2 separate regions of the Mus musculus genome follow, and region 2 is linked to region 1. A link is a loop called in an ENCODE intact Hi-C map of the cell type or tissue named here. Cell type or tissue: left cerebral cortex. All regions are shown on one strand. Each heading gives the region's core, and the rest is flanking DNA. Links, peaks and the distances in the headings are about the cores only. Region 1 holds the start of Rbm15b (RNA binding motif protein 15B). Region 2 holds the start of Tmem115 (transmembrane protein 115).

The links. Peaks named below come from ENCODE experiments on the same cell type or tissue, not always from the same donor. Only the 100,000 strongest peaks of a DNase experiment are listed, where the experiment ranks them.
Region 2: a loop joins it to region 1, with 3 times the contacts of the local background. A loop is called at or near these places in 9 of 42 quality-filtered maps.

The regions. Positions count from the first base shown.
Region 1 is chr9:106,879,255-106,894,664 of GRCm38, forward strand. Rbm15b (RNA binding motif protein 15B) reads right to left here and starts at 7,821. Exons shown (of 1, transcript NM_175402.5): 1 at 1,674-7,821. The coding sequence starts at 7,713. The coding sequence ends at 5,050. Manf (mesencephalic astrocyte-derived neurotrophic factor) reads right to left here and starts at 12,684. Exons shown (of 4, transcript NM_029103.4): 1 at 12,560-12,684; 2 at 11,817-11,944; 3 at 10,907-11,048; 4 at 9,499-9,971. The coding sequence starts at 12,644. The coding sequence ends at 9,787. Dcaf1 (DDB1 and CUL4 associated factor 1) reads left to right here. Exons shown (of 24, transcript NM_001373930.1): 24 at 680-1,738. The coding sequence ends at 738. It overlaps Dock3 (dedicator of cyto-kinesis 3), which reads right to left. Exons shown (of 53, transcript NM_153413.2): 53 at 13,571-15,410. In left cerebral cortex, for the core only: CTCF peaks have their summits at 8,034 and 8,790; DNase peaks (open chromatin) are centred at 5,163, 5,293, 5,878, 6,565 and 4 more places; H3K4me3 peaks cover 4,451 bases; H3K27ac peaks cover 2,982 bases.
Region 2 is chr9:107,526,379-107,541,788 of GRCm38, forward strand. Tmem115 (transmembrane protein 115) reads left to right here and starts at 7,567. Exons shown (of 2, transcript NM_019704.2): 1 at 7,567-8,951; 2 at 11,487-12,278. The coding sequence starts at 8,101. The coding sequence ends at 11,688. It overlaps Cacna2d2 (calcium channel, voltage-dependent, alpha 2/delta subunit 2), which reads left to right. Exons shown (of 38, transcript NM_001174049.1): 33 at 1-17; 34 at 107-162; 35 at 310-436; 36 at 559-668; 37 at 776-858; 38 at 943-2,965. The coding sequence ends at 1,086. Cyb561d2 (cytochrome b-561 domain containing 2) reads right to left here. Exons shown (of 4, transcript NM_001357289.1): 2 at 15,119-15,272; 3 at 14,625-14,662; 4 at 12,633-14,007. The coding sequence starts at 15,245. The coding sequence ends at 13,504. In left cerebral cortex, for the core only: a CTCF peak has its summit at 7,620; DNase peaks (open chromatin) are centred at 7,574 and 8,627; H3K4me3 peaks cover 3,083 bases; H3K27ac peaks cover 1,072 bases.

The sequences.
Region 1 (15,410 bases), core at 3,556-11,555:
ATGGGATTCATGTCCAAAGGCTACTATAGTGAAAAGATGAACATGCCCACTATCTACCCATCACGCCCATCTGGTCTGATCCAGAATTTAATTTTATTTGTACTGTCTTTGTGTTGAATGTTAGAACTCTTTAAGAATTGTTATCCTTCATATCTGCTACTTTGAATGGCTGACTCCGTTCCTCCTGATATCTTCTCCAGGTCCCCTAGTAACATTTTGTTTTAAAGACAGGGTTTTCTTCTGAAACCCACGCTGGCCTGGAGCTCTAACTCCACATCCTCTCTTACTGCTTCCTCGGGTCAGGCTTATGATCTTGCCGTAAGGACACAATAGGCTTGGGGCTGGGACTTCGGTGCTCCCCTCAGCCCTGTCCCTTTGTAGCCCAGTGCCCCAGGAGGAGGCTTGAGGACACTCACTTGATCCCTCTGAGGCAACCCAGGCAGGAAGCAGGGCCTCTAAGCTCAGGTCTTTTGAAAGGCAAGAGAGCCAGAGATCCCAGGGGTGGCCACTGTTGCCAGCAACAGGCATATTCTCTGGAGTCAAGCTCCAAGGAGTTAATTGATGTGTTTTCTACTTTCTGGAAAGTGGTAATTAACCCTGCTCAGGCATAAGTGTGTTGAATGTAGGAGTTTCCTACAATCCTAGCACATAATCGTCTCTCCCTTCTCTTACCTTTCAGCAGACAGCTCGGACAACTCTGATTTGGAAGATGACATCATCTTATCTCTGAATGAGTGATGTGCCATTCCTACTTGGAAGAGAATCTTGGCAGGCGAGAGAAACTGAGTGAATTCAGAACACCTGCCCTTTGCTGCCTCCCAGGGCTGTCAGTTAAGGAACTGTATGCCCTGCATTCAGAGGACTATGATTTAAAGTCTCCCTGGAATCTGAGGGCCCTTCTAAGAACAACAACAACAGTGACCACACGACCACACACACACACACACACACACACACACACACACACACACACACACACACACACACACACACACACACACACACACACACAGAGCTACAGGGACTAGGCCCTAGTTTGTGTCCCCCTCCTCCTAGGAAGGGCATAGCTTTCCTCAAGGGAAAAACAAACATGTCTCTGGGTATTTCACAATATATTTTCTTTGTATAATGTTCTTTACTTAAAAGAACAAGAAATAGTTTTTTATAAAACTTAAAAAGAAAAAAAAAAGTACCAGGCATTTCTAACGAGGGTCTGAACTTATCCACCAGTCTCCTATCCCCGCACTTCATTTTCTTTGGAAGAAAATGATGTCTAAAGAACATATAGAGGCATTTTTACATACGTATTTAAATGAAGAGGAAAATCGTGGTTTCATAAATTGATAAGGATTAAGAATATTTTATTATAAATATAATATATGATTTTTAACCTGTTTTGTTGCCTCATATGCTGTCAAGTTAATTTGTTTTCCTTTGTGCCAGAGCGGGAATGGGCGGCATGGCCTGAGCACTGGGAATGCCTAACTCCCTGCCTCGGTGGCCAGGCAGCAGTCAGTCGTGTGGACCCTGGTTTTGTGGAGTTGAGAGAACTTTAGGGGTATAAATTCACTCCCTCTCTTTCCTCTTTGTGATTCAGTTTTTCAAGCCTTTTTTTTTTTCCCTTTCCCTTTCTCCCCAATGTGGAAATTACAAATCAAAGGTCTTTTTCTTTAATGTAAAGTGTATTTATTTAAAAAAAATTACAAAATAAACTACAAGTCTGTCTTTGTTTATGGCCTTTCCTTGTTTTCTTTTACCAAAGTGGGATTTCCCCTTCCTCCTCTCAGTTCTGGCCAGACCTCAGAGGACTTGTAAGGAAGGCAGAGCCCTCCCTCCACAGTGAGAGAACACCGCCTCCCACAGCAAACCCCTGGGACAGACGGTGGCTCTGGCACTTGAGCCTGGCCTGAAGTTGCTGAAGGCTTTGTGAGGATAACAAACAAGGGGGCAGAAGGGACCGGGGTAGGGGGTACATCTCTACCCCCATGTGTGGGACTTTTAAGGAGCATTCTGGCTACCCCTTGTCTGAGATTAGGGGGGACTTGGACAGTTTTTCAGTCCTAACAGTTCAGGGGTACTTTGAGGCTTGGTCAGGCTGGATTTGGAGAAAAACTGGCAAGGTCTAAAACTGACAAAGCATCAGGGGCTCATGCTTTGCTCAGCCTGCCTCTCTCCTTCCCAAATAAATACAAAGTTAATTTTCTCTCTGATTTTGCCCAGATTGTAGCTTCTGTTTCTGTTACATAGGCATCACAGCTACAGAAACCCTACTCCCTTTGCTGAGAGAAGGGTGTACTGGTTATAAAGTAAACAAGTAACACAGACAGTGAAAACTCTCCAGGGGTAGGGAGAGCCTCCTACACCAAGAACACAGCCTGTTACACTGAAGGGACCCAGTACCAAAGAAGTACATCCTGGTACTTTAAGCAAGCCAAGGCTCAGCCGCTCATTTGCTTCATGCCATGGCATTAAATGGTTAGCTGACACCAGCCAGTAGAAGGCTGATGGCTGCTCCTGGATGCAGCTGAAGAGAAAACAGCAAAGTCTCTGTGTTGCAGCTCTGCCAGGAGCTCCTGGGAGCACGCAGTCCTCCCAAGGTAGAGATGAGCACATATAATAGGAAAGCACAATTTTGGTTGACTTGACAACACTCCCTTAGGAATGTGCCTCATGAGGCTAGGAGAAAACATCCACCTTCCATGTTCTTCCTAGGGTTCACAACCCGAGTCACTTAAGACAAGCTATGAAACCTTCCAATTAGGGGCTTTCTCTGCTCATGTTTTTTGCCTTGATGCAACATCTCAGGCACTGGGTACCTGCTGTCAGCTTTCTCACTGGCTACAATGTCATGATCAAACAAGGCCTTGGCCGCCTGACCCACCTCTAGTGCTAGCAGGGCTGACTGAGAGGCCACAGAACCTGTTAACATCTTAAGGACTAAAAGGAAGTGGGTAAGATGGCCCAAGGAAGAAGGTTACAGTGGGTGTGGTTCTTCACTAAGAAACAGATGATCGCCAGAGCCAAAGGGTGCCCTTTTCCAAAGGGGTAATAAAGTGACCTGGTTCTGCCTGGGAAGGGTACCCGGGTGAAACCTGCTTTGTTACAGGGACCCAGCTGTGCTACAACAACTCTTCTGTGATGCTTTTCATTGTTCAGGATCTGTAAGAAAAACTGCAGCAGTCTGTCAGGATGAGCTCTGGTTTCTGCTGGTATGACAAAGAACTGAAGTAGTCTAGTCTAGCAGGTTGACTGGCTTGCTCCGAGCTCCAGAGAAAGTGGCCCCATACATAGGGAGATGAACACGCATGTTAATGCTTTAGAGAAGTGGTTCTCAGCCTTCCTAGTGCTGCAACCCTTTAATACACTTCCTCATGTTGTGGTTACTCCAACCATGTTATTTTGTTGCTACTTCATAACTGTAACTTTGCTACTGTTACAAATTGTAATGCAGATATTTTGGAGGATAGAAGTTTGCCGAATGGGTTGTGACCCACAGGTGGAGAGCCACTGCTTTAGAGCCTTTACTTTCTCATGAATACCAGCCAAAGCCCAGTGAGTGGTAATTCCCTGTTCTTCTCCAGTCTCTTAAATTTCTGTCTCTGTAGACAGGCATGAACTCCATACAGCCTTCAAGGTCCATCTCAGAGCCCAGGGGTCACAGGTGCTGGCTCAGGGTAGGCCAGACCTGAAGCACTGGCCTGGCTAGAACCTCTAACCAGGGTTCCATTCTCCTCAGCCTGACTGGTTTGGACTACCAAGCCGTCACATTGTGAGCCTGACTGTGATCTGTGGTGACAACCGTTGTTGCCTGATCTGGCTTTCTACTTGAGAGACCACAAAGGCAGGGCCTAGTCACTTTCCCATCCCAGACATAGGACTTATCAGTCTGGTTCCTTCATACCAAAGCTGATGTGGATTTGGGCTCTAGTCCATCACAACTGTGACTTTTCTCTATTTTCTTACCTCAGGTCTGGGTCACAACACGGAACACTATGTCACTCATCAAGGGCATCTTCCTGGCACTGACACCCTTGCAGACTGAGCAGTGTAGTTGGGGGGTCTGTTTGCCACAAAGCTTGAAGTTTGACTGCAGCACAGGCTGCTCTGACATAGCCCTGAGAGCGAAGGAAGCACATTGAAGAGTTAACAAGTCTGGCTGCCGCTTACCCTGCCTGCCAACATCTTACCTCCAAGACCCCTGGCAGTCAGGCAGATGACTGATAGGGGAGACCCTAAACTACACAGTAAGACTAAAAGACGGAACCAGGGGGAGCCTGGGCACGTCATGCCCACGGCCGTTTGCATCAATATTGCACTGTTCCTCCCCCCAAATGCAAGACTACACAACTGAAAACTACCCTCCATTAAACAGGCTTTTATAATTGGGTGCTCTGTCCAACAGCCATCGCCCAAACTAAAGCACACACTTAGGGCAGGGAAAAACAACAAAACTACCTGTAGCTGTTGGCACAGGTCTTAGGCCCAGGCCTTTCCTCTGAACGGGCTCAGCTTTCGGCTAGTATAAACAGGGACCATGCCTTGTAAGCCTGCTGGCCAGCAGCTAAGTTTGACAAGTGTGAGCTGGGCCCCGATAGCACAAAGAGCTGCGCAGGACCAGCACAGCACAACTTTTAGAAGCAGTGGTGACAAAAACATGACATACGGCATGCTCTGAGTGAAGCCTTCCATTCTTTACGAAAAAACCTGATTAAACCAGGACTCTGGCGGGATTAAAAATTCATCCTCTGACAAAGGCTTTACTGACAATTTTCCATACAGTTAGTCAAAAAAATAAAATAAAATATAAAAAAATACAGAATACAGCAGACAGAATCTCATACACGGGAAACATAAGTTTCTTCTTATAAAAAAACAAAAATTCCCCCCAAATCTAAGAACTTAGTTTTAGCAGTAGACAGGATGCCACCAAATGAACCACAAAAACCCAGCAGAGAATTCAAACCAAGGGAGAAGGTAGGTGGAGAAGGAGCAGATCTTTAAAATAACTGCTTCTGTGACACAAACACAGCTGGAAAGCACAGGTGCGGGCTAGGCGGTGTCCCTTACTATAACTATCACCATGTGTTCTTCCTCTAACTTGCCCAATGTCCGCAGCGCTGACTGGAGGTACTGCTGTGAAAAGTCGCAGGGCGGGAAGGCATAGAGCATGCCTGTGTTGTCTCTGCCCTTAGACCCACCCACCGGCAAGCTGATCACCCCTGCAGCCTGCTTCTGTTTCAAGTAGGAGACTAGGTTCCTGAGAAGCCGCCTCTGTAGGCCTGGCTCCACCACGGGCATGCCCTCGGCGCCAGGCCCGCTGGGGGTTGACTGGATGGCCAGGAGCACAGCATAGCCATTAGGGCTCCCCTGCTTGATTCGCCGGGTGACCTCGTCCAGCTTGGGCTGATCCAGTCGAAGGCGCTGGGCAATCTTTAGCTGGGTCAGCTTGCTGCCAGAAGGATGGTCTTTGAGGAGGCCACTGATAACTCCCTGGTCCCCCTCAAGGATGTGCATAGATGTCGGAAAGCAGCTGTTTTTCAACACCAGAAGCCCATTCCAACCCAGCTGCAGTGTCTGGGCATATTCTGACAGAGTCTTTAGCTTTTTGGTCTCGTGTTTTGGCTCTTCAAGAGTCTTGGGCTCTGCCTCAGTGGTCCGATGATTGCGTTCACTCTCTCTAGTCTTTTTCCCATGGGAAGAGTCTGGAGCCTCATGGTGGTGGTGATGGTGGCTCCTCTCCTCAGCACCATGTCTGCTGTTGCTGAGGGAGTTGCTGCCTGACTCCTTGGTCCCTTCACTGGAGTGGTTCTCCTTGCGGCTACGCTCAGGGGTGCGATCTGAGCCTCGCTCAGACTGCTGCCCCCCACCCTTGGTCCTGCTGCGTTCCTCGTAAGGGGAGTGAGTTGTCCTCCCACGGTCACTGGAGAGGCTCCTCCGCTTGCGTCTCTCTTCCCAGGGCTTGGCTATGCTCCGGTCCCCATCACCCCCCCAGCGCTCACCACTCCGGCTGCGAACTGAGCGGCTATAGCCCTCCAGGCTGTTTCTGCGGTCTGAACTTTTACTGAGGCTGGTCCAGTCCCCTTCCAAAAAGGTCCGGTCTCGGTCTGAATACAGAAGGTGTGGAGGGGTCCTATCCCGCACCCTAAGGTCAGCATCCAAGTTCCGATGCCGGGTATATCCGTCAGTGAGCAGCTCATAGTGCACAGGGAGAGGTGAGGGCTGGTACTGCTGGGGATAGCGAGTCTCCTCGGCTTTGGCAAAATCCACCCGGAGCCTGCGATCTGGACCACCCAAGGGGAAGCCCCTCATTTTAGCACAGGCAGCCTGGGCTGCGTCCAGGCTCTCGTACTGGATGTAGGCAAAGCTGTCTCCTTTGACGTGATCGATGGTCCGAATGCTCCCGAAGCGATCGAATTCCCTGGCCAGGGCCGCCAGCGAGGTGTTAGGTCCGAGACCACCCACCCAGAGGCGGGTGGTGGGGTTAGCCTTGCCGTAGCCTATCTTTATGGGGTTTCTGCCAATCACCCGGCCAGACATAGCCACCTTCGCCCTGTGTGCCATGTCCAGATTCTGAAACTTGAGGAAGGCATAGGCACCACCCTGGCCGCGGGCAGGCCTCTTGATGACCACCTCCTCGATGATGCCGTACTTCTCGAAGGCCCGTCGAAGCTCCACCTCAGAAACACTGTGGTCCAGGTTGCCGATGAAGAGGTTTCGAGTGGCTCTCTGATCATCCTCCGGCATCAGGTCCTCCTCGCACACGGCCTGGTAGCCGTACGGGCGGCCGCGGTCGTCGTACAGCCCGTAATAGTCCAGGGCTCGCTCTCGAGACAGTCCCACGGCCGCCGCGGCAGCAGCATCCAGGGCGAAGGCTGCGGCGGCGTGCCGCGCGCGGGGCTCCCGCAGGGGCGGGGCGGCTACCGGAGACAGCGAGCGCTGCTTGTACTGGTAGCCACCGTGCAGGGGCAGATAGCCCAGGGGGTCGGCGGGCGCGGGAGGCCCGGGGGGCGGCGTGGAGGCGGCGGCGCTGCTGCTGCTACTGCGCCGGCTGCTCCCGCCGCCGCGCAGGTACACCGGCTCCACCTTGAGCGGGCGATCGTAGAGCAGCAGCTGCCGGGCCAAGGCGTGCTGGCGAGCCTCCCGCGCGTCCTGTGGGTGCCGGAAGTTCACGTAGGCCACGCGGCCCAGCTCCGGGGTGTGTGACAGGCGCAGGCTGATCTCCCCGAACCGCTTGAACTGGTGGAAGAGCCGGTCCTCCAAGTGCTCGGCCGGCAGCGCGGGGCTCAGGCTGCTGATGAGGAGCGTCTTGTACTCCGGAGCCGCGGTGGAGCCCGGACCCGCGGGTTCCGCCCCGGGGGGCGGCGGGGGCGGCGGGAGTGGAGATGCGCGGGGCGACGCGCCGCCAGCACCCGGGTCCCCGGAGGCCTTGCCGGTGCGTCCCCCGCCTCCGGGCGCGCCCGAGGAGCGCCCGCCGCTCGCCCGGTGATTCGCATCCCCGGCAGCGCGCCCGTCGCGATGCCCGCCGCCTCCGCCGCTGCCGCGGGGCTTGTCGCGAGCCCGCGCCGGGACCGGGTGCTTGGTACCGCCGGAGGCCTTGTGCGCTGCCCGCCGCCCGCCCGCCTCTGCCTCTCGTTCGCGCTCCCGCGGCCGCTTGGCGGACGATGACGAGCCACGCCCGCTCGGGCTGGAGTCTCGCTCGCTCTGCCGCTTCATCGCGCCGGTTCGGCGGGCGGGCGGGCGGCCCGCGGGTCCCTCAGAGCGGCGGCGGCGGCGGCCCAGGAGGCAGCGCCCCCGGCGCCGCCATCTTGGACAAAAGGACTCGGCGCGGCGGCGGCGGCGGGGCGGGGCGGGAGCGGCGCCGAGGGGCCCGGCGCTGCGTTATCAAGCTGCGCCGGCCGCGACACGTGACCGCGGTGGGCGGGCCGAGAGTTTCGCTCGCTGCCTATCACGGAGCTCCGTGGCCCCGCACCACGTGACATCTTGGCAACCAGAGGAAGCGGCCTGTCTTGCGAGCTTTGGCGCCGCCGCGTGGCTGCCGGAGCCCAGGCACCCGGCTCCTGGGTCGCGCGCAGATTCCCTCTCGAGCTCGGCAGGCCGCGGCTGCGCTTTCGCTTTGTGCTCCAGGGCTTGCTTGCTACTCCGGGTCCGCCTATCTTTTTCCGCCTCGGGGCCACGCCCACCGGAGCAGGTGTGGCCGCTTGGCCCGAAGCCAAGTGTTGCGCGTCCCACTCCAACCTGCCACTAGATTGAAGAAACTCTATTTCCTTCCATGGAGTTTTCTGATTAGGACCAGAGTTGGCCCCCTTGAAAATAGACACACAAGGATGCCTACACCCTGCCTAGGACCCACATCCAGGCATCTTATGCATTCGAATTCTTCAGGCACTGTCCTGATAGACACAGGTGAGACCTCCCCGGGGTCCAGGTACAGAAACTAGAATGCGTTTGCAACCTACAGACAGGCATCTTGGTGCCACTGGGTCCAAATTTCTGCTGTAGGTGTCTGGGCGGACAGGAGGCTGGGAAGGTGGGGCTGCTGAGCCAAGGGTAAAGAGCAGGTAATGCCATTATCACTTCTTGCCAAGTTGACAGACTGCTGGCCAGTGTTCTGACCACATCCAGGAGATGAGGTGAAGTACCGGCAAGAGTACTCAAAGGCCCCTAGGGCTTATGCTCTCCACAGACGGTTGCTGGATCATTGATGCATCTGTAGGATGTCGAAGAACGCACCCAGCTCTTCCCTCCTCCCATAAGCAGAAAGCAACCAGCAGGAGGAGAAAGTGCAGGAGGAACTTGGAAGAAACAGCAGAGGGCTTCATGTAAGGCCCTGCGAATGCAAAGTGAATTTGGGGACCACACAAGAAGATAGCTAAGACGAGCCTTTTGGAAAACATAACTTCTTAGCAGTTGCTCCTTTCTCATTATCTCTGGAGGCAGCAGGAGCAAAGTTTCCCCACTGAGGCACAGTTCACAAGTGCCAGCAAAGGGAGCAACTGAAAACCACAGTGCACACAACTCCCTCAGGCCTTCCACTACAACCAGCTCACACTGCTTCTTTGTAAACCGATTCCTGCCAACTTTGCCAAAAATATAGGTAAGCAAGGGTCCTTGTTCTGATGCTAGACTGGAACCCCGATGAATGAATAGTTTAAGTACCAGGCGGGGTAAAGATACGCTATGGTCTGACCACCTGTACTCAGCTCACAGTTCTCCTTCTGCATAGGCTGAGCCAAATGTAAATGTCCTTTAGACTTAACAGCAGCTCAAGAACCTTCAGCCCCTGCTACTGGACTGGATGGGGGTGGGGGTCAGGGGTCAAGTCTAACCTCACCAGGCTGAAGTATCAGACACCCAGAAGCCCAAACCCACAAGACATTGGCTGCCCAAGCTCTTAAGTCCTGTTATGGGAGTTTCAGGCCCTCAGCACTGGCAGGCTGAGGGATCTTTTCAGACTGGAAAGATAAACCAGTAATCTATAGGACAGAATACTGTGCCAGCTCAACTCTCCAAAGACAATTTTTTTTAATAAAAAAATCCCAGACAAACTTTGAAGTCCTAGAGTAAACCAGCAAAGAAGGAAGTAAATTGTCCCCACTTGGGGATGGGGAAATTGTCCCCACTCGGGGATGGGCAAGAGGGAACTGCAGAGCCAGCATCACTAGGAAAGCTCTAGGTTCACATCTCATTGTCAGGAGCCCGCTTAAAAAATAAATTACAAAATGGTTATTTGGGGAAGAGACAGATAAACTGCTTTTTCCCCTTCAGGTGCAGCAGGAATTGGGCAGACTACAGATCAGTCCGTGCGCTGGCTGCCTTGGGGGCGTATTTAGGCATCAGTTCATTTATCTTCCGGATATAGTCAGACTTTTCTGCACAGCCTTTGCACATCTCCCCCCAGTCGTCCAGGATCTTCTTCAGCTCTTTCACCCGGAGCTTCTTCAGGTCCACTGTGCTCAGGTCAATCTGCTTGTCTGCAGGGAGAGCAGGAGAGTAAATGGCTGGGCAGGAGAGGCTGCAGGCCCAACTGTGCTGCACGTCAAACCATCCTTAGGATGTCCAGCCCTACGTGCGGCCGGGAAGACAAATGCACACTGCGCCCAAGATTGAGATGACAGTCTTCACCAGGAAGGCCACCTCAGGCTGTCAGTAGCCACCATAAGACACACAGTGCAGACAGCCTATGTGGTTTAGAGAAGGAACATAGCTCCAGTTCCCCGAGGGCTTCCTACATGCCAGCACAAAGGACAGCTCCAGGCTGAGCAGAGCAGACACACCCCTAGCCTCCCCAAGAGGCACCAGAGTCAGACACTTACTCCATAACCCACGTGACCCAAACAAACCGACACCAGAACCAACCAGGATACCAAATCAAATTCACACAAGTACAAAATTCCCGAACATTAGTGCAGTAAACACTGGCATCGTTTAAACTTTATAGGAGAGGCCTAGCTCTTCTCGAGACTAGGATTCTGTGCAACCAGATGGGCTCTGCCATGGTGATGCTGTAACTGTCACGCCTGGGGTTTAGAGCCATGACTGTTGAACTCAAGTTCCCACCACATCACTTCTCTGCTCAAAAACTTCTAAAGCTCCCAAGTTTTTAGACTAAAAGCCAAATTTCCCCCCAAGGCTCTGTCCAACTTGACCTCTACGTACTCCACCACTATCTATAATCTCTATCTGCACTGCTCTATCAGATGGCCTCTGGGTCAACCCTCATCCTTCAAAGTATGTTAAGTCACCCTTTGACCTCCACCTATGTTCGATGCGCAAGTCTGTTCCCTGCAGCACAGAGAATCATCCTTTATGCTACAAACCCGCTTTTGATGACTCTTCTGGCTAGAAAGTTAAGTCCAGAAAGGGTATGCAGAGATGGTAGAAGGCACAGGGTCCGAGTCACACTCACCGTATTTTAGTTCACAGATCTGGCTGTCTTTCTTCTTCAGCTTCTCACAGATCTTTTCCACAGGGATATGGTGGGCCAGGGGCTTCGACACCTCATTGATGATCTTGGTGGCAGCATCATCTGTGGCTCCAATGTAGTAGCACTGCAGCAAAAACCAAAACAAAACAAAATGAAAGCCTTGAAAAAAATCTGCATGCATGAGAGCATGTGTCAGAGGCCAGAAGGCATCAGGTTCCCTGGAGCTGCAGTGCAGGGTGCTGTGGATGCTGGAATTGAACTCAGGTCCTCCACAAGAGCAGCACACATTCATAACCAACTCTCCAGTTCCAGACAACTGTTAGGTCACCTTGAAAACCTCTCTTTGCCAAGGCTTCGGTTTGTTAGTCTGCCCAGATCTAGCTGTCCCAGGCCCGAGGCACTTGATATATGCTCAGCTGCAGAGTTAGAGTTCCGATGAGAGACTACCATGGAAATTAAAGCTACAAGAGGCTGATGCTCCGCCAGGGTCCTTGACCTTGACTTGGCCCTGGCCATCTCGGGGCACCTAGCCAACTACTTCTGGTTCCAATCACACCAAATTCATTCTGGTCTTTGGGCACTCCCATTGCCTGAGTTGTGCTCACTCCACCTCACTGACTCCCTGTCCTCAGAGGTAGATACCCACTACTTTCTCTCTCAGCTCCCACCCACCAACTCTCCTAGCTTATTTCCTTCATGGCATCTGGCATCACTGCCTTGCAGTTGCCTGTCATTTTCTCTCCTGGTCTTACCAATATTCAGCTTATAGCAATGTTTAATAAATAGAGGATAAAAACACTTAAACCTCACATTAGTATATATACAAGTCCCATCACAAAGTGGACAGTGCCCAAGAGCCAGGGACAGGCTGGGTGGGTCACCAGCTACTTACCAACCGATTCTCTTTGCCTCTTGCTTCACGGCAAAACTTTATAAGTTCTTCTTCAATAGTGGCTGGTGAAAATGTGACATCTCTGTCTTTGAGGTCCTGGTAAAATCGTCCCAGATAAGAAATACAAACTGGAAAAGAGGGAGGAGATGGTAAGTAATTATTAGTCTCCATTTCCCCTGGAAAAAACTCTGTCAGCAGTTTTGCTAGAAGGGATTAATTTTTTTTTTTAACTCGGGTACTCAGAAGTGCACAGAGCCCTTAGGTTGCTGGGGTCCTTGTACCCAGTTGCATGCTGGGAATGAACATTACCCAAGTGACCCACACACAACCCTCTCTGCTCTTTTCAAGTTTAAGTCTAGAGTGGACACGTGTCCTTGAGGGAACTCATTGTGACCTCATAAGGGACAGATTGAAGGCTGAAGCAAATGATCAAAATGCTCCTCATTCCAAATACATCGAACCCCCAAGTGCAGCTTAGTAACCCCGAGACGGTTGCGGCCCACAGGATGCCTTCCTGTAATCGCTAAAGTGATGGGAAGACAAAAACTCCCGGGATGTGGGCTTCCGGCCAAGTTATTAACGCTACTGAACCGACGCGTTCCCTTAAATGGGTCAACGTCTCTAGGCCCGGGAAATAAGTGAGGCCCTTTCTCCAGCGGAGCCCCGGGACGGGCCGTCGCTCCCACCCTTTCGCTTTCCTTGGGTTTAGCGCCGCCAGGCCGCCCCCATCCGGTCCCCCGCACCTTCACAGTCTCCTGGCCGCAGCGCCCGGCTGTCAGGCAGCACGCTCAGGGCCAGCGCTACCGCCAGCCCGCGCGTAGCCCACATCCTCCTCAGCCGTCTCCACCACCGCCGCCGCCGCGCGAATGAACCGCACCCGGCGCGGTGTTCCGCCTAGTGGGCTGGAACAGAAACCTGAGCTTCCCATTGGTGTGCGATCCCCGCGCCCACCCATATGCTGCATCCTCATTGGTCCACGTGCCCAGGAGCCCAGACCGGCGGCTCCACGCTACCCTCCCTCATTGGCTGCTGCTGTCTGGGACCTAGACAGTTGTCGGTTGCTGATTGAGCCTGGGCGGTCCATAGGGGTGCGGAGGGAAGGTGCACGGGTCGCCATGTTGGGTTAGGGCAGCTGCTTTGGCTGCTTACCCGGAACCCTCTCAATCTATTGACTCGACCCGAATGCCGAGTCTTGGTTCCACACCCACTCCTCCCGACGCCCGGACTCGTAGAGCAGCATTTCTGGCGCCACCCTATAGCCAGTAGGATGGGCGGCGGGAGCATGGATCAGAAGCGGTTCCTTGTTTTGAACTACCACGTGGATTGCCGAGCCAATCAAGGGGAACGTCCACTTTGATTCGCCGGCTTGCTCAGACCCCGCTTTAACCTGGGTCAGACGGCAGAACCTCTTAAACGAAAGGTCTCGGCCTGCCTAGTCGTTTCCCGTCCTGGGCCTCTGAGGACCTCGCGGCAAGGCTGCGAGCAGAGGCGTTGGTCTACCTTCCAAATGGAGGCCATGGGATCTTGGGAGGTTTTGTTCTCCACTCTTGGAGACACGAGGATGGGAACTGGAGACATTACCGCCTGGACTGCCCTAATGCTAAGTGCAAGGGCTTTGGCCACTCGCCCTGGAAGGCGGAATATGGAGAGCGGCCGACTAAGTGCAGAAAAGTATCTGGAGCTAAAAGGGCTTGGAGCCCGGCGACAAGGGTTTGAGAGGGGCACTTATGCTCCCATTCAGTGAAATCAGTGGATCAATATCAGGTATTCATCTTTAATTCACATCACAGCAGTCAAGGGATGGAGGTGGGGGAGTCAGTTGCCAGATATTTACATCTAAAAGTCACATTTTTTGTTGGATTTATAACATGCTACCACAATATATACAGTAAAATGCCTCTTGGGACACTGGCACAAATTTTTTTCTTTAACTTTTCTGGTACAGGTAAGATAATTTTAAGTCAGTTTTTCTTTAGACATGAATACACAAAAGAAATGGTTAGAAGTTTTCTTGTTTTAAATAAGCACAGAATGCCAGAGGTTAAAAACACATTTATAGGGCTTATTACCAATTAGACATACTCTATACATTTTTTTGCTCAAATTCCTGTACAAATACACAGCATTCAAATAGGTATTTACAAATACGCTTTAAACAATGAAAATCAGTATTTCACAATCTTTTCAAAGGATTCTGATCTCTGACCTCCCATTTCCCTCACACTGGCTGGTTTTTCAATAAAAAGTATTCAGAATAGGTCCATTTCATCCAGTTGGGGAAAATGGAGAGAAGTAACACAAATATATTTCACTTTGCATAAAGCAAGGTCAAGGAACTTAACCCTACATTCCCCTCCCTACCTCCTGTGCCATCAAGTGGAGAAAGGAGATGTCTGCATGTGATGACTGGCTGCCTCCGTGGACTGAGGTTCAGACGTGCCTGGAAACAAACCTAAAGCTGCCCTACCTAAGAATCACATCCCAAGCTAGACTTGACCCTCATACCTGTGAACCCAGACGGTCCAGAAACAAGCTTACCAGTGAGTCTGGGCTCAGGAACAGGTGTGTGTGCCCTTGGTGCTGGGGCTATTGGATTGGCCTACCTACATCCTCAACAGTCTCCACTCTGCCTGAATGATCCTGAGGGTATCAGAAAGCCCTACACTGTTGGTACCTGGGCCCCAACATACTGTGAACGGAAATGGGCCTTCTTTCTTTTCCTATAGGTTATTTGCTGACAGTTCTATTAAACTTGTTTCTAAGAGAAAAACACTGTGACCATGGGTTTTTCTGTTTGGAAAGAATTGTGGAGAAGGGATAAGCAGCTGGGGCCAGAACTTGGCCATAGCAGGCCAGAAGGCCAACTAGTTAAGGGAACAGGGGAGCAACATACCTGCTCATCAAGGAGAAGGCAGTTTTATGGCCATCACTGATGGGAATGTAAGCAAATAAAAGGAAAACAATTGCCTCAAGACAAGTTATTTTAAAAAGTAACTTAGAAGCACCCTGGTGAAATATTACCATACCCCCACCATAATACCAAGAGTAACGTCAGTGCCCTGACATGAAAGAATTCCCTATAAAGTCACCACTGTGCCCTACTTAACAGACTGGGGAGGTTTGAAAAACTGCCCTTCTGCCTGTCCTGAACCCTGAGTGGTGGGCAGTCCCTATGGGTTTGGAGTGGAGGGCTCAGTACTTGGCTGCTTGGAAGATAACAGTTTTACCTGTGTGGCTCTCTGCCTCCAAAAGGAGAAGTTTCCTCCCACCATTTATTTATTTATATATTTTTAAACCCAGGAGCTTGCTGAACCTGACCACACATCCTCAGGGCCTGGAAGCCAGGCTGGGCAGCCAACCCCAAGGCTCAGAGGTAGTGCTGAAAATCCCTGATTCAGGCTCTAAGCGGCAGGCATTTGGGGCCACCTGGGAAAGCAAAAGGTTCTCTGGCTCCTGCCACACTCCAGCCTCACTCTCACACCAGCTCTTTCTAATCCAAGGAAGGGGCCTAACTCACTGCAGGAGTGAAAGCCCTTCTAGCTTCATTTCAGTCAAGCCCCAGGACGAGAGATAATCACCCTTTCAAGTCCATTT
Region 2 (15,410 bases), core at 3,695-11,694, 650 kb after region 1:
ACCTCTGCTGCCGCCTGGTGAGTCCTGGAGGAGAGGTTGGTAAAGGAGGTCTGTAAGGCACTGACCACCTGCTGACCGCCGGTACTCGGTGCCCGGTGCCCTACAGGTCCTTATTCCAGCAGCTACTCTATGGTCTCATCTATCACAGCTGGTTCCAGGCAGGTAAGTAGGGTTTAGGATGCTTGGCCCCAAATCTGTGTCCAGGGCGGGAACAGATGCTCGGATCACAAGGAGAGTGGGGCTTAGGGCTGCGCCAAGCTGAGGCAGACGATTGTCTGTGGGCGGGGCTGAGGCGTCTGGGCCCCGCAGACCCGGCAGAAGCTGAGGGCAGCCCCGAGACGCGCGAGAGCAGCTGCGTCATGAAACAGACCCAGTACTACTTCGGCTCGGTGAACGCATCCTATAATGCCATCATTGACTGCGGAAACTGCAGCAGGTACTTGCAGAGCGAGGGGCGGGGCATGTTAGAAGGGGCGTGGTCTGCGGCGGTTGTGGGCGGGGCGGTGGCTCCAGGGTGGAGCGAACCTCCAAGGCTCCGCCCTCCGATCATCCCTCCAGGCTGTTCCATGCGCAGAGACTGACCAACACCAATCTCCTGTTCGTGGTGGCCGAGAAGCCGCTGTGCAGCCAGTGCGAGGCGGGCCGGCTGCTGCAGAAGGAGACACACTGTATCCTGCCCCCGCCCGCCCCACCGCCCACTCCCCTCCTGCCCTGCACTCCCCCCCACACCCCCACGTCTTTGCCACCGCCTCCTTGACTCCCCACCCATGCCCAGCGGACGGCCCGGAGCAGTGTGAGCTGGTGCAGAGACCGAGATACCGAAGAGGTCCGCACATCTGTTTTGACTACAATGCGACGGTGAGTTGGGGGAGCGACGCTACTGACATCTGCGAGCCTGAGCCGGGTGGATACCGACCGCTTCCTTGTCTTCCATTCCTGCAGGAAGATACCTCAGACTGTGGCCGCGGAGCCTCCTTCCCTCCGTCGCTGGGCGTCTTGGTTTCCTTGCAGCTTTTGCTCCTCCTGGGCCTGCCACCTCGGCCGCAGCCTCAAGTCCACTCCTTCGCTGCCTCTCGCCACCTCTGAGCGACCCACACACACACATCATACCCCCGCCTTGGCCTCCTAGCCTTTCGCTCACCCTCCCATTCCACATTCCCCAATCTAGAGCCTTGGCCACTCTCTCCTGAAGGACCTGGGTCCCTTCCCCCGGAGCCTGTGCCTTGGGGCAGGGGAACCCCAAAGTAAGGTGCCATGGTGTTTGGCACTCAAGATTTAGCTCACCCTTGAACTGTCCAAGTGCCCGCAGTCCCTAGACTCATCCCCGTGGGCTAGGACAGGAGGCCACTAGTACTGATGCCAAACCAGGCCTCCACCGACCCACCTGCCTGGAGATTTCCTCTATGTAGGCAACCCTGCCACTGCTGGGCACCTCTAACTGGCCCTTTGGCCCCACCCAAGCCCAAACTTACCTTCTCTGGGGGAAAAAAAAGGAAAGATGGTAATAGTGAGAGATTCGGGGGGCACCCCCTCCCCATTGGTTTCTGGCCCTTTCAGGCTACAACCCCCCAGCCTTGCAGGTGTCAGAACAGTCTCACAATGACATCAGTTTAGACACATGCCATATACACTTGGATCTCTGAGAGCAGAAACCCAACTCTCACTAGACATACCTGTGATGGAACACACAAACAGACACGCACCATGGGGGGTGGCCCACAAAGCCTTACACAAGGCGAGATGTCAATGAAGGGGTTGGCCTGTGTGTTCCATCTCTGCTCACCTCTGCCTCTACTCTGAGATGCAGCCTGGCTGATCCTCCCATCTCTAAAACTGAATGTCAAACCGTGCCAAATGCTGGGGGGGGGGGGAGACCTCTCTGTTTCACCCCTAGCCACCAGTGTCCCCAAGTGCCCCTCACCCTGCCAGGTGCTCATTGTAACCATCGTTCACCAGTGTCCGGCCCCTAGTAGGACCACACATCACTGCCTGAACTCCTTTGGCAGAAGAACCCCACCAGACATTGAGACATTGTATTTTGCCTTAGCAGGGATGAGTTGGTCTCTCCTGGCTGGGCCATCCCATCCCCAATCTGGTTCTTGCACACTCAGGCCTAATTCCCTCTGCACACACACACACACACACACACACACACACACACACACACACACACAGTCCCTGCCCCTAGGAGGCCAAATTACCCCTCCCTTGCTGAACACACACTTGCACCATGCACATGTCTAACCAACCGTACTGCACACACAGAGGCTGGACCTGGGACACATCTCTTTACACCTTTCATTCTGTCATTTCTCCCAAAGGCATCGTAACTTGGGGGCCAGGAGGGGACTGAGGGGCAGGGGGGAGGGGTGTAGCTGTGAGGCTCAGATGGACTGGGAGGAGGGGGGAGGGTGATACATTAATTAATGGCTTCGTTAATTAATGTCATGTTGCTTGTTGCTTTCTCAGTGTGTGTATGGTCCATGCCCAGTGCTGGTGACAGGGTGGGTATCCATGATGTGTGCCCAGCCTGGATGTCAGCTGTGTCCTGTGGGGGCGTGTGTGTAACTGTAGTGTAGTCAGGTGCTCAACGGAGAATATAAACAAAAAAAAAAGAAACAAACGTATACAGAAAAATAAATATATATTTTAAGTTTAAAGACAAATGAAACCAGACAAAACAATCCCCATCAGGTAGTTGTCCAACCCCCAGCTGGGTTCAACCCTCTCATTACCCACCTGACCTAGCTGTCCCCTTACTGTGGGCTGGGGGACTTGGGGGCCATTTCCTTTGCCCTTTTTTTTTGTTGTTATTCTATTTTGTACAGACAAGTTGGGAAAACAACAGCGACAAAAAAAAGTCGAGAAACTTTGTAAAATATTGTGTGTGTGATTCCTTGTAAAATATTTTCAAATGGTTTATTACAGAAGATCAGTTATTAAATAATGTTCATATTTTCACTTCAAACCAGTTTCTATCCACTGTGTGGGCCTTGGGTTGAGGACTGGGTGGTTATGACCACGGGTGGCCCTGACCACGGGTGGCTCTGATCTCTGAGCACTATCCTGCTCTGCTAGGAGGAAAAGCTTCAGTCCTGTTCCTCAGAGGTTCCTGCCTTGGTCCCACTTTGTTGCGTATCAAGTCACAAGCCTCTAAGAAAGAAACTGTCAAGGGGAGAGGGCAAAACCCCACCAGCCAGAGCCTCAAGGCAAGGCCAGGACTCCAAAAGAAAGACCAATGAGAGATGCTCAGTCAGGCTGCGATCCAGCCTTGGGATCAGACCAGGACCAGACAAGCAGATCCTTCCCCTGGATCGACAAACAGATCTCAGTGCTCAGATACCTGATGATGCCAGGATCAGGCCACCCACCAGCAAGAGCGCACTCCATCATGATTCAGGGAGGTCAGAGGCCAGGATAGTTCCGGCAAATATTTTGACAGATGTACGTACATACTCGCGCGCGGGTGTGTGTGTGTGTGTGTGTGTGTGTGTGTGTGTGTCCCTACATAGGCCAGGGTATGTGTATGTGTAGGTCTCCCTACATAGAACAGGGTGTGTGTGTGTGTGTGTGTGTGTGTGTCCCTACATAGGCCAGGGTATGTGTATGTGTAAGTCTCCCTACATAGGACAGGGTGTGTGTGTGTGTGTAGGTCTCCCTACATAGGACAGGATGTGTGTGTAAGTCTAGGTCTCCCTACATAGAACAGGGTGTGTGTGTGTGTGTGTGTGTGTGTGTGTGTGTGTGTGTGTGTATGGGTATCCCTACATAGGCCAGGGTACGTGTGTCTGTGTGTAGGTCTCCCTACACAGGACAGGATGTGTGTGTGTGTGTGTCTCCCTACATAGGACAGTGTGTGTCCATGTGTGTGTCCCTGCATTAATCAAGCTGTGGTGAGAGGAGACTAGGTCTCCCTATGTAGGCCAGGCTGGCCTGGCTGCCAGGAGGGGCTGCGGCACAAGCACAGGGGTCCGAGGAAAACTGACAGCCTGCAGGGAATCTCTCCTCCCACTGTGTTCTTCCAGTTGTCACACTTGGCCACAAGTGCCGGTACCCAGGCATCCCCCCGCCTGACCCCTGCATTCTCTTCATGGGAAGAAAACTAAGCCACTAACCTAGGCAGTCCTGAACTGGATGCTCGATCTCTTCCACTCTGGGGGCAGGAGAGCCATTCACTCTGTGTTTCTGGAAATTGTCCAGCTAAGTTCTCGTGATCTTAAGTGTGGTTACCAGTAGATTCCCATAGCACAGATGAGCAACCAGGGAGGAGAAATGCCTTCTGTCTCGCCAGGTGAGGCGACTTAAAGAAAATCAGTGAAAGCTGGGTCTAGTGGTGCCTGCCCCATAATCCACGTGAGGTAAGTGGAGGCTGGAGGAACAGGCGTCCACGGACATCCTTAGCTGTACAGGGAGTTCTAAGGCAGCCGGGGCTACACGAGAATCTTCAAAATAAAAATAAGTTCAGCCAAAGTCTCAAGTGGCAGGGCTTAGATGTCCCAGTTAGTAAAGAGCCTGCTCTGCAAACATGAAGACCTCAGTTCAGTTTCTCAGGACGCGTGTAAAAAGTCCCGTGCAGTGGACTGTAACCACTGCATTGGGGGCGGGAGGCACGAAGAGTGGGGACAGGCAAAAACCCAGAGGTCATCAAACCCAAAGCCTAGCTGGACCCATGAGCTCCAGACTCAGCGAGGAGAGTCCCTTCTCAAAATAGAAGGTAAATGGTGGTGCTCCTTTAAGTCCAGCACTGAGGAAGCCAAAGCAGGCAGGTCTGTTGGTCTGAGAACAGTCTGGTCTACACAGTGAGTTCCAGGCCACCCATGACTGCTCGCTGGGATCCTACAGGGTAGAAAATGATAGAGGACACCATCCAACATTCATTTCAAACTACTATACACATGTGCACACGAGCACGTGCGCGTGTGCACACACACACACAGGAGAGAGAAACACAGAGACAGACAGACAGACAGAGACAGAAAGACAGAAAGAGAGTGTTTGTGTGCCTTTTAGGCTGGCTGGAGGAAAACTTGGATACTAAACATGACAAAGGACATTCCAGGATTAGCCATGGCGAGGTTTCCCTCGCTCCTCTGCAGGGGCTGACCTAGAGCAACGCACGTCTGAACTACTCTCATGCCCCCAAAACAGTTCCCGTGCCTTGGAACAACACACATGGTTTGGAGTGGGGTTGTCAGATAAAGTCCAGTCAATTCTCATTTGCAGTTAATTTGTCTGTTTGTTCCTTTGCTTATTGCTTTTGAAAAGTCTCACGTAGTCTAGCCTGGCTTCAAACTCACTCTATCACCATAAATGGCCTTGATCCCCCTGCCTCAGCCATCCCAGTGCTGGATTATAGGCAAATACCACCACCCAGACTCTAAGACATTTTTAAATGATTGATTGATTGATTGATTGATTTTATGAGCATTGGTGTTTTGCCTGCATGTATTTCTGTGTGAGGATGTCAGATGCCCTGGAACTGGAGTTACAAACAGTTGTGAGCCACCATGTGGGTGCTGGGAACTGGGCCAGGGTCCTTTGGAAGAGCATCCAATGCTCTTAACCTCTGAACCATCTTTCCAGCCCCAGATTCTGATAATTTTTTAATAAGGTTTTTGGTACTTGGTTACTATCGTCCCTGTGGCCCATGGTTATTACTGACAGTGTCATTATAATTTGTGCTATTACTGTACTCTGAATAAATTTATTCTTGCTTCTATAGGAACAAATGAGTTGTTTTAGTTTTGTTTTGTTTTGTTTTGTTTTGTTTTGTTTTGGGGTGTGTGTGTGTGTGTGTGTGTGTAATATGGCATGGGATGTCCCTCTCCTGAAAATTGTTTATTCAAAAATCAAATCTGATTAAGTATTTGACTCTATTTTGTTTTGGGTTTTGGTTTTTAGTTTGGGTTTTGTTTTAGGGAGTTTTTTGTATAGCCTTTGCTGTCCTAGAGCTAACTCTGTAGACCAGGCTGGCCTCCAATTCACAGAGATCAACCTTAAAGGCTTGAACCACCACTGCCCAGTAACTCTGTATTTTGATTTGCTAAGTCAAACTTAGCAAACACTGGTATATGGCATACAGTAGGAACCCTAACCCCAGACAAAAATAAAAGGTGAAAGGTAGTTTTGAACACACAGGCAGTTGTACTGAGATCAATAGCTAAAAGGGGATTTTATAATAAAGTCCCTTGTAATATAATTAATCACATTTAAAAATATGCATATATATGTGTGTATATATATATGTGTGTGTATATATATATATATATATATATAACAAAAATCTCAGGGTTGGGGAGATGACTCCATAGTTAATAATGCCTGATGCTCTTACAGAGAACCTGTACCCCAGCACCCACATCTGGTGGCTCAGAAATCCAGCTTCCGACATGCTGTGGCCTCTGTGGTGGCTTGCACACTTAACGGCATATACACACAAAGACACACATACATGTAAATAAAATAACTTTTTTGGGGGTGGGGGAGGGTCGAGACAGGGTTTCTCTGTATAGCCCTGGCTGTCCTAAAACTCACTTTGTAGACCAGGCTGGCCTCGAACTCAGAAATCCACCTGCCTCTTCCTCCCGAGTGCTGGGATTAAAGGTGTGTGCCACCACGCCCGGCTATAAAATAACTTTTAAATACATCTCAAACACCCTGTTGACAGCCACTATAGCATAAAGTTGAGCCTAGACCAACTTGGCACTTATAGAGAGACTTAAATATATTTTTTCTTTAATGTTCATTGGTGTTTTGCCTGCATGTGTGTCTGTGTAAGGGTGTCAGAAACCCTGGAACTGGAGTTACAGTTATGAGCTGCCATGTGGTTGCTGGGAATTGAACCCAGGTCCTCTAGAAGAGCAGTCAGTGCTCTTAACCGCTAATCCATCGCTCCAGCTCAAGGGAGATTTCTCTGTCCAGTGGAATCAAGTGGGAAAAGAGTCGCTGAAGTAGCACAGCCTTGACCCTTATTCCCCCTTAGGTGGAAAGTTCATGTACAATTACAAGTACAATTCGCTGGAACAAGGACAATGTGAACGAACACCCAATACAACAATGGCAAGTCGTTTACACAGTTGCCTTCTTTGATCGTTAAGATAGGAAGAGCCTGCCATCATCATCATTTTTAAGGCTCCTGAAATTGCAGCGGGGAACTTGGTCAATAACACAGTGACTACAAATGACTGAACAAGCCCATCTTAGGCTTCACTTGCCAGACGACAGTTTCTGGTTAGTTCACACACGTTGGTACAACTCATCAGAACCGTTCACATTCTTATGTACCTGCTTACAAAGACACTGCTGTACCTGTACAAATCCTAAATAGAGCCAATCTCCTCCAAAGAATTGAGCAAGTGTGTGTGGCCCAAGGCGGTGCTACCTCTTGAACCCGCCCACTTAACACCTCCCTTTACTGCATCAGGAATACTGATCTCAACTTCCATAACTCCTAAGAACTGGAGGAGTAAGCACTGAAAACTACAACTCCCAAGCTCCCTAGCCCGTACACTCTACGGGACCGGTCGGCGCACAGCTTCTGGGACTTGTGGTTCTATGAAGAAACCGGTCGGCTAGGTCCCAAGGACTCCGTATCCCAGCATGCCGAGAAGCCGGAAGGCAAGCGCTCAGAGGGCGTACTGCCGCGGCCGCCGGCGGGGGCGCGCAGGCGCGGCGCCCCTGTTTGTCGGCCCCGGAGAGGGGAGGAGGTACCGTCAAGCCAAAACCCTAGCCCAGCCGGAGCTAAACGGGCTTGACTTGGGCCGGAACGAGGCACCAGTTCCCCGCAGATCGCAGAGTCTCAGAGTGGATGGAGGAAGCCTAGCCTTGAGATTAACGCTAGCCTGGCCGCTGGGCCGACGGAACCCGCAGGCAGGCGAGCCCAAGCTACCCAGGGCCTAACGACAGGTCCCCGGCAAGAAGACTTTCTCCTCGCTTTGGAACTACAACCGGATCAAACCGGAACCAGAGCCTTCCCACGGAACAGAAGCCAGTGAAGTAGCCGGGCCCGGGCCTCCCGTCGGGGCCGAACTGGGACGAGGCCCCGGGGAGGCCCCTAGGCCACCTTCCACACATTCCCTTAAGCCAACGTCCGCCAGGAAGATGCAACGCGCCCTACCTGGTGCCCGCCAACATCTGGGGGCCATCCTGGCCAGCGCCAGCGTGGTGGTGAAGGCACTGTGCGCCGTGGTACTGTTTCTCTACCTGCTTTCCTTCGCTGTGGACACGGGCTGCCTGGCCGTCACCCCAGGCTACCTTTTCCCACCCAACTTCTGGATCTGGACCCTGGCCACCCACGGGCTCATGGAACAGCACGTGTGGGACGTGGCCATTAGCCTGGCCACAGTGGTTGTGGCCGGGCGATTACTGGAGCCCCTCTGGGGAGCCTTGGAGCTGCTCATCTTCTTCTCGGTGGTGAATGTGTCAGTGGGGCTTCTGGGGGCCCTCGCCTACCTCCTCACCTACATGGCTTCCTTCAACTTGGTTTACCTGTTCACTATTCGTATCCACGGCGCCCTGGGTTTCCTAGGTGGTGTTCTGGTAGCCCTCAAGCAAACTATGGGAGACTGTGTGGTTCTGCGAGTGCCCCAGGTCCGCGTCAGCGTCGTTCCCATGCTGTTGCTGGCGTTGCTGCTACTCCTCCGGTTGGCCACGCTGCTCCAGAGCCCAGCCCTGGCTTCCTACGGCTTTGGGCTGCTATCCAGTTGGGTGTATCTTCGCTTCTATCAGCGCCATAGCCGGGGCCGAGGGGACATGGCTGACCATTTTGCTTTTGCCACCTTCTTCCCGGAGATCCTGCAACCGGTGGTGGGGCTGCTAGCGAACTTGGTGCACGGCCTCCTGGTGAAAGTAAAGATATGCCAGAAGACAGTGAAGCGCTACGATGTGGGAGCGCCGTCGTCCATCACTATCAGCCTCCCAGGCACAGACCCTCAAGATGCGGAGCGCAGAAGGTACTGGGAACTTCTCTAAAATCTTGGTAGCTAGACTGTTGGTGTGGCCACATAACCAGCCATTGAGATGTTTGCTCTATATAGGCTGGAGAGCTACAGGCAGGTGTTGGGAGCGGCTTCAGAAAAGGGATTCAGGTCTTGGCCTCGAGGGAACTGAATGTGTAGGTTTCTGGACTCTGTGTACCTCACAACTCGGACCACTAAACCTGGCTACAGAATGCCCAGTTACCTTTGGTCTTGCCTCAGAATTTCCAAATTCTAAGCACTGGTCCAGTGATAGACAGAAACTGTGGCTCTTTTCTCCTGTGATGGGAAATGGGGAAGGAGGTCTTTGTCCTTAAGTCTTTCCCTTCTTAATGTAGGATGATTGGGGTATTACTAAATTTACCCCAATCACCAACGGAGACAGGTTGTGTGCCTCACTGCGAGAGCCTCCTGACCACACCAGGCAGGTCAGAGACCTCTGCATCACCTGCTCAAGTGCAGCATCAGTAATCTCACTGCATTATTCACTGAACACGTTAGCCAAGGCAGGAGAATGCTCTTTGAATTCAGGTCTTACTTTCTGAGACCTATGGACTCTCTACAGTGTTCCCAGCTCCCAGGAGACCCAGTGTCCAGTGTTCTTCCTGAGACTGTTGAGGAAGTTTCTCGCCAACCTTATTCCTTAGCATTTATCACGGGCTCCTGCTTTTGCTCCCCTGTGAAAGGGGTTCCTGACCTCAGGGGAAGAATTCTCTCAGCTCATTCCCCACTGAGGCTCTATAGCTGAGTGTAGCCTCCTTCCTTGAAGGAGTTAGCAGCTGGCAGGTGTGGGAACACAGCCAGGCCATGCTGCAGGCCTAAGTTTGGGCACTACAGCTTGAGTTTTTGGGGAGTGTCCTAAAGACCACTCCATCTTGACCTTACTTAGTAGAGGAAATGGGCTGGGGGCTGAGTTTTTAAGGACAAAGCTGTCCTTAGAGCTGTTCAGATGGGACTGGGCCAGAGCTTGCCCTTGCCCCAGTGAGAAGTCTTGAATTGTGACAGTTGACTGGTCATTCAGAAAGCCTCTCTCCAGGATCAAGAAAGTGGATAGAAAGCCGGGCATGGTGGTGCATGCCTTTAATCCCAGCACTCAGCAGAGGCAGGTGGATTTCTGAGTTCAAGGCCAGCCTGGTCTACAGAGTGAGCTCCAGGACAGCCAGGGCTATACAGAGAAACCCTGTCTCGAGAAAAAAAAAAAGTGGATAGAAAAGGAAGAGTGGGGACTGGCCCAGTCACATGGGGTGGGTGACAACTCCCAGACAACTGTCATGCAACTGCATGCCACTCTCGGACCCAAAGGGCTACAAGGAGGAAAGAGGATTCCACAAAGTGACTGCTGGCAAGGACATCTCCAAGAGTAGTCTGTGGAGTGACAGGGAAGACCTGCTACTGGGCTAGGCTGGAGCACATTAGTGTTTTCAGTGCCTGTATCCCTGCTGCTTTTCCTGTCTATTTTCTTGGCGTGGTAGAAATTTTAGATCTTAGAACGCCATAGGGTGGCGTGTCTGCCTGTAGCAGCAAAGAGGTAAGCCATCGGGATCCACGGACACTTCACCTTCTGTGGGCAAGAGTGCTGAACACTTGGAAACTTGTCCTTCACTGAGGCTGGGTAGCTTGGTGTGTAGGGTGTGTCTTCCTTAAAAGAGTTTACAGCTGGTGTCCAAGGGGTGGGAAAGCACTCAAGGCATGCTGCAGGCCCTACAGCTTGAGACTTCTCGGGTGTCCTAAAGAAAATTTCCAAGGGTATTTTCCCACCTTTTCTCAAAATAATGCCTGCAGAAGTCTACCCTGTGGAAACAACAGACCCTGCTCTCTGGCCTTCCCACATGGCTGTTTCTGCTACAAAGGCTCTGCTAAGGTCTGGGTGGCTTTGAGAAAAGCTTCTAGAAAAATTGTCATAGGAAGGGCCATGCAAGTTGAGGCTGCTTCATTAAGAGCCCTTCGCTGAGGGAGCCTGGTGATACAGGCTCTAATCCTGTTACTCGGGAGGCTGAGACAGGAGATCCAAGGGCTGCCTGTGCTACAGAGCTAGTTTGAAGCAGTATGGACCTGCCTAAAAAAAAAAGTGTTTAAGGGCTGGGGACAGCTCTGTGGTGGAGTGCTGGCCTTCGCTTTAATCCCTAGTACCACAAAGCCAAATAACCCTGCCCTTGGAAATGACACCAGCGCACGTGGGACGCATTTCTAGGGACTGAAACACGCCACTCCTGACAGAAGCACTACACCCACCCGTCTTTAGCTAGCAAACTCAGAAGTATCCGTGGTGGCTGGCCTGCTAGGTAGGCTGCCAACATCTAGGTAGCCTTCTCAGTCTGGAGGTGCCTTGGGTCCTCATTCAATTGCCAAAGCAGATCCTGGCCCAGGCTCTTAGACGCGGCACGGGGATGGGAAACGTGGGATTTGGAGGCAAACCTCTTTGGTAGGAGGATTTGGCCTTATTGAAGAAGGTTGCAGAGTATGTTGGTCTCCCAAACCCAGTGTAACCTGCCTTTTCTCTTCTGGCTCCAGGCAACTAGCCCTAAAGGCTCTCAATGAGCGGCTGAAGAGAGTGGAGGATCAGTCAGCCTGGCCCAGCATGGATGATGACGAAGAGGAAGCTGGGGCAAAAACGGACAGTCCTCTGCCCTTAGAAGAAGCTTCCACGCCCCCAGGGAAGGTGACCGTCCCGGAATCCAGTCTCATCACCTTGGAGACAGCTCCCCTACTCTAGACCACTTTGAGTGCAGTTCTTCTACTCCCATGCCTTCCCGATCCGTCTCGGCTACTGCAGAGCACTGACTGCTCTGAGGAGAGGGAAGAGGGTCTGCTGGGGGTTCCTGTGGCCTTCCGCTGTGTCTGGACAACACTAACACAGGACCCTTGTTGCTACCTGGTTCTGACTCCAGACAACCACAATGCCAGGTACGGGGTCTCTGAGCAGCAGCCAGTGCAGATCCCCATTTGCAGTAAGATTGTACCTCAGCGGTACAATTCCTCACCAAGGAAGTGGCTGCAGGGACACTGGTGCCACGGCTCCTGGGCCAGCCCTTATGTCTGAAACTGGTTGCCAACAGCCCCGAGCCAAGGCAAGGATTTGTGTTTGCCAAAAATGTTCTGGGGACCCAGCCAGTGTGGGTCTGAACATCCCCGCCCACCCCCAGACTGCATTCTCATCAGGGTTTCTTGTGCCCTTCTGCTGTGGCAGTGACAACTGTGCCTAGCCGGGGCTGCCACAGCTCCCAGGTATTTTCTACAGGACCATCTGAGCGGGCAGCCAAACCTGCTTCACAGTATCAATAAAGCGGTTCTTTGAGGTCTGGCTCCTGGGCTCCGTCAGACCACCTTGTGCAGCCCTCTCATCTTTATCAGATGCAAAGTTAAATGTGTTTTCTGGGTTCTAGGGCTCAGTTCCATGACACCTCCACCTGGCTAAGAATCCCACTGCCCATACCTCTTGTCTATTAATACACACCTGCTGCTGGGCAGTCTTGCCTGAGCCATCACCTTAGTCCCTTTCTCCTTTTCCCTCTCCTCGGTCTACTGGGGAGACCCTCAGCCAGTGGACCTGACAGACTTCTCCATCAGTAGGTGCTGGCTTAGGCAGGGCATGGTGGCACATATCTATAATCCATGTCGCAAACAAACAAAACCAGGCGCTGAAGGCATAGCTTGGATGACAGAACACTTGCTTAGCATTTCAGAGCTCTGGGTTTGGGTCCCAGCACTACATAAGTGGGGCATGGTATGGACATACATGGTACATACATCTATAATCCTAGCACTGCGGTGAAACAGGAGAATCTGAAGTCTGTCATCCTAGGCCATGTTGTGAGTTCAAAGCCCACCTGGGAGACTTGAAACCTTGTCTCAGAAACAGAAGGCAAATTTCTCTTGTTCATGATTCTACTTTCTTTTTCCCTTTTGAGACAGGATCTTACTATGTAGCCTTGGTTGGCTTAGAGCTCACAGAGATCTGCCCGCCACCACAAATGACCATGGTTCAACTTCTAAGTCCATCTCCTGTCACTGGCCATAGTCTCCAGACTCTAGCACAATTAGCTGGAAATAGCTGTGCCGTCCACACTTAGCCCCCCAATGCACTGGGATCAGAGGAAGTTTCACAGCAGGCTCTGAGGACTCCCATTCAAGGAGGGGCCCCTCCTTACCCAGCTGACCATTTTCTTACCATGATGCATTAGCAAGAACCATCCTCAACTCTGCGCTGCTCCTCCCGACAGGTTTTCAGGATTCTGTTTGTTTATTTTACTTTTCTTTCCTCCATGATTTCTGGACATACCAGTACAAATATAAGCTGTATGGCTGCTGGGGAGACTGTTGCAACTCCAACTTCACCCAGACACATGACCATGCTCCCCTGGGTTGACAGCAAGAAAAGGGAGACACTCTAGTGTGAGGAGATCTACCCCTGAGTGCCCTAGTCCCTGAAATGTCCCCAGACCCTGTCAGTTGTGAGAGTCCAACAGGTTCCGAGCTCCTGGTCCGAAGCTGAGGTGCAAATCCAGCCTTCGTAATAACTGGTGAGTGCTCATGGCTGGATCCTCTTGCGGTACAGGTAGGCATTGCTCACTTGGTTCATGATTACCAAACTGGTGAGGATGGGGCACAACACAGCCAGGTACCAGGCACCACCAGTGACAGTGGCAGTGAACCAGAGTGAGAACATGCCCAACAGGAGGCTGGCACTGCCCAGCAGGTAGCCCACCAACCCAGAAGTGGCGTGGTAGAGTTTCAGCTTTGCCAGGGGCCATCGGGGCAGCAACTTGGGGTAGAGCAGCCCCATGCCCCCTGAACACTGCAGACCTGCCCACAGCACAGCTAACAGCCCTGCCTGCCCATGCCGAGTGGTCAGGTGTGCTTTGCCAAGCTGCTCTTTGTGGAGGATGACAAGACCTAGACCCAGCAGAGCACAGAGTAGGGCCAGCAGCTGGAGCACCCAGTGGCAGCGTGCGCGGACCTTCCGAGAGAGGGACCGCAGCAGGGAACTCTCAGGAGAGAACATCAGGAGTGCCTCGGTCATCAGGAAGGAGAACTGAGGAGACAAAAACTCAAGTGAGCTCTGAGCACTTAACCCTCCACAAAGGTGCACCCCCTTCCGTCCCCTTCCCCCAAGGACAAAATGCTGCACTTGATAAGATGAAGGCCCTGTGTGGCACAAAATGGCTGCCCTGAGTAGTTAGAGCTGCCTCTCCAGACTTCTTCCTGGGTGTTTTTCTGAAATGTCACCTCGGCTATGTGACCCAGCAAACAAGGTTTGAGACATGGCAGTTATAAATGATTCACAAGCTTTGTCTCCCTTCCATGGGGCAGGATACAATTTCTTGGCAAGAGCTAGCCACACGGGTGCACTGTTTCAGGGACAATTAGATGCATCACCAGAAATTAAGGTTTTTAGGGACAGAGCAGCCTCCAAATGCCATTTCTCAGCTTCCTAGCTGGAGGTGAGAGAAGCCGCCCTTTTGTGCTTGGGTGAGCTTCATCTGTTCGTCCTGGGTCATGAATACCGTTTTCAAGCCTTGGATATTCGTCAGAAGCAGGAGTGAGGACATACAGCTCGTCTACACTGGCACTAAATGCCTACAAGGATTCTGAGAGCCACCAACAACGCCCACATTCTACCCCTAAAAGCTACCCAAACCCACTACTTACAGCCAGAGACATAAGAACGGGGTGCCAGGAGAACAGACCTGGAATGAGAAGAGGGCGCCTCATGGAACTAGGGAAAAAGAAACCAGCATACCAGGCTCTATAGCCGGGATGGACAGCCCATCCATCACCCAAGGAGGGGTCAAAATGCGAGCCTCCTCCAGTAACAAGCTCATCTTACCCACCCCCTGTTCTCTTCCCTGGACAGAAAGCACGCTCTGCCACTCCTCTGGCGGCTCCTTCCTCCAGCATCCCCACAAGTCAGGAATGAAATGCCAAATCAAAGGAAGAGAAGCCATGTACTTAAAGCTTGCCCTGGCGGGCAGAGCCCCCACACTGGTCTGCTCTTCCCACGACGTTAAATACGTTCAACAGAGAATATCCTTCAGCCAGTCAATCCTGTTCTCAGGAGTTACGCCCATCGTTTCCTACTGCCCCCTGTTCCCCAAGAGAAGTAGCTTTTCCCTTCCCATAAGTGGACTATGAATTCTACTTACTGGAGCCAGGTCTGGCAAGCACAGCAACAAAGATGGTAAAGCCTAACGCCACGAGGTGGGCTGCAGCCCCAGAGGCAGTGCGCAGAGCTCGGTAGATATGCGACTCCGTCTCCACAGAAAGGGCCATGGTCAGCCCAGCCGATAGCTGCACAGCCTGAAAGCATCGTAGGCGTTGGCAAGAGTGCCCACTGTCCACGCCCCTCACTGGGGACAGTAACTCAGGACAGAAATGGCACCTTTTCCCGGAGAAGTTATGACAGGAGCAGAGTAGTGCCGGCACTAACAGTCCCAA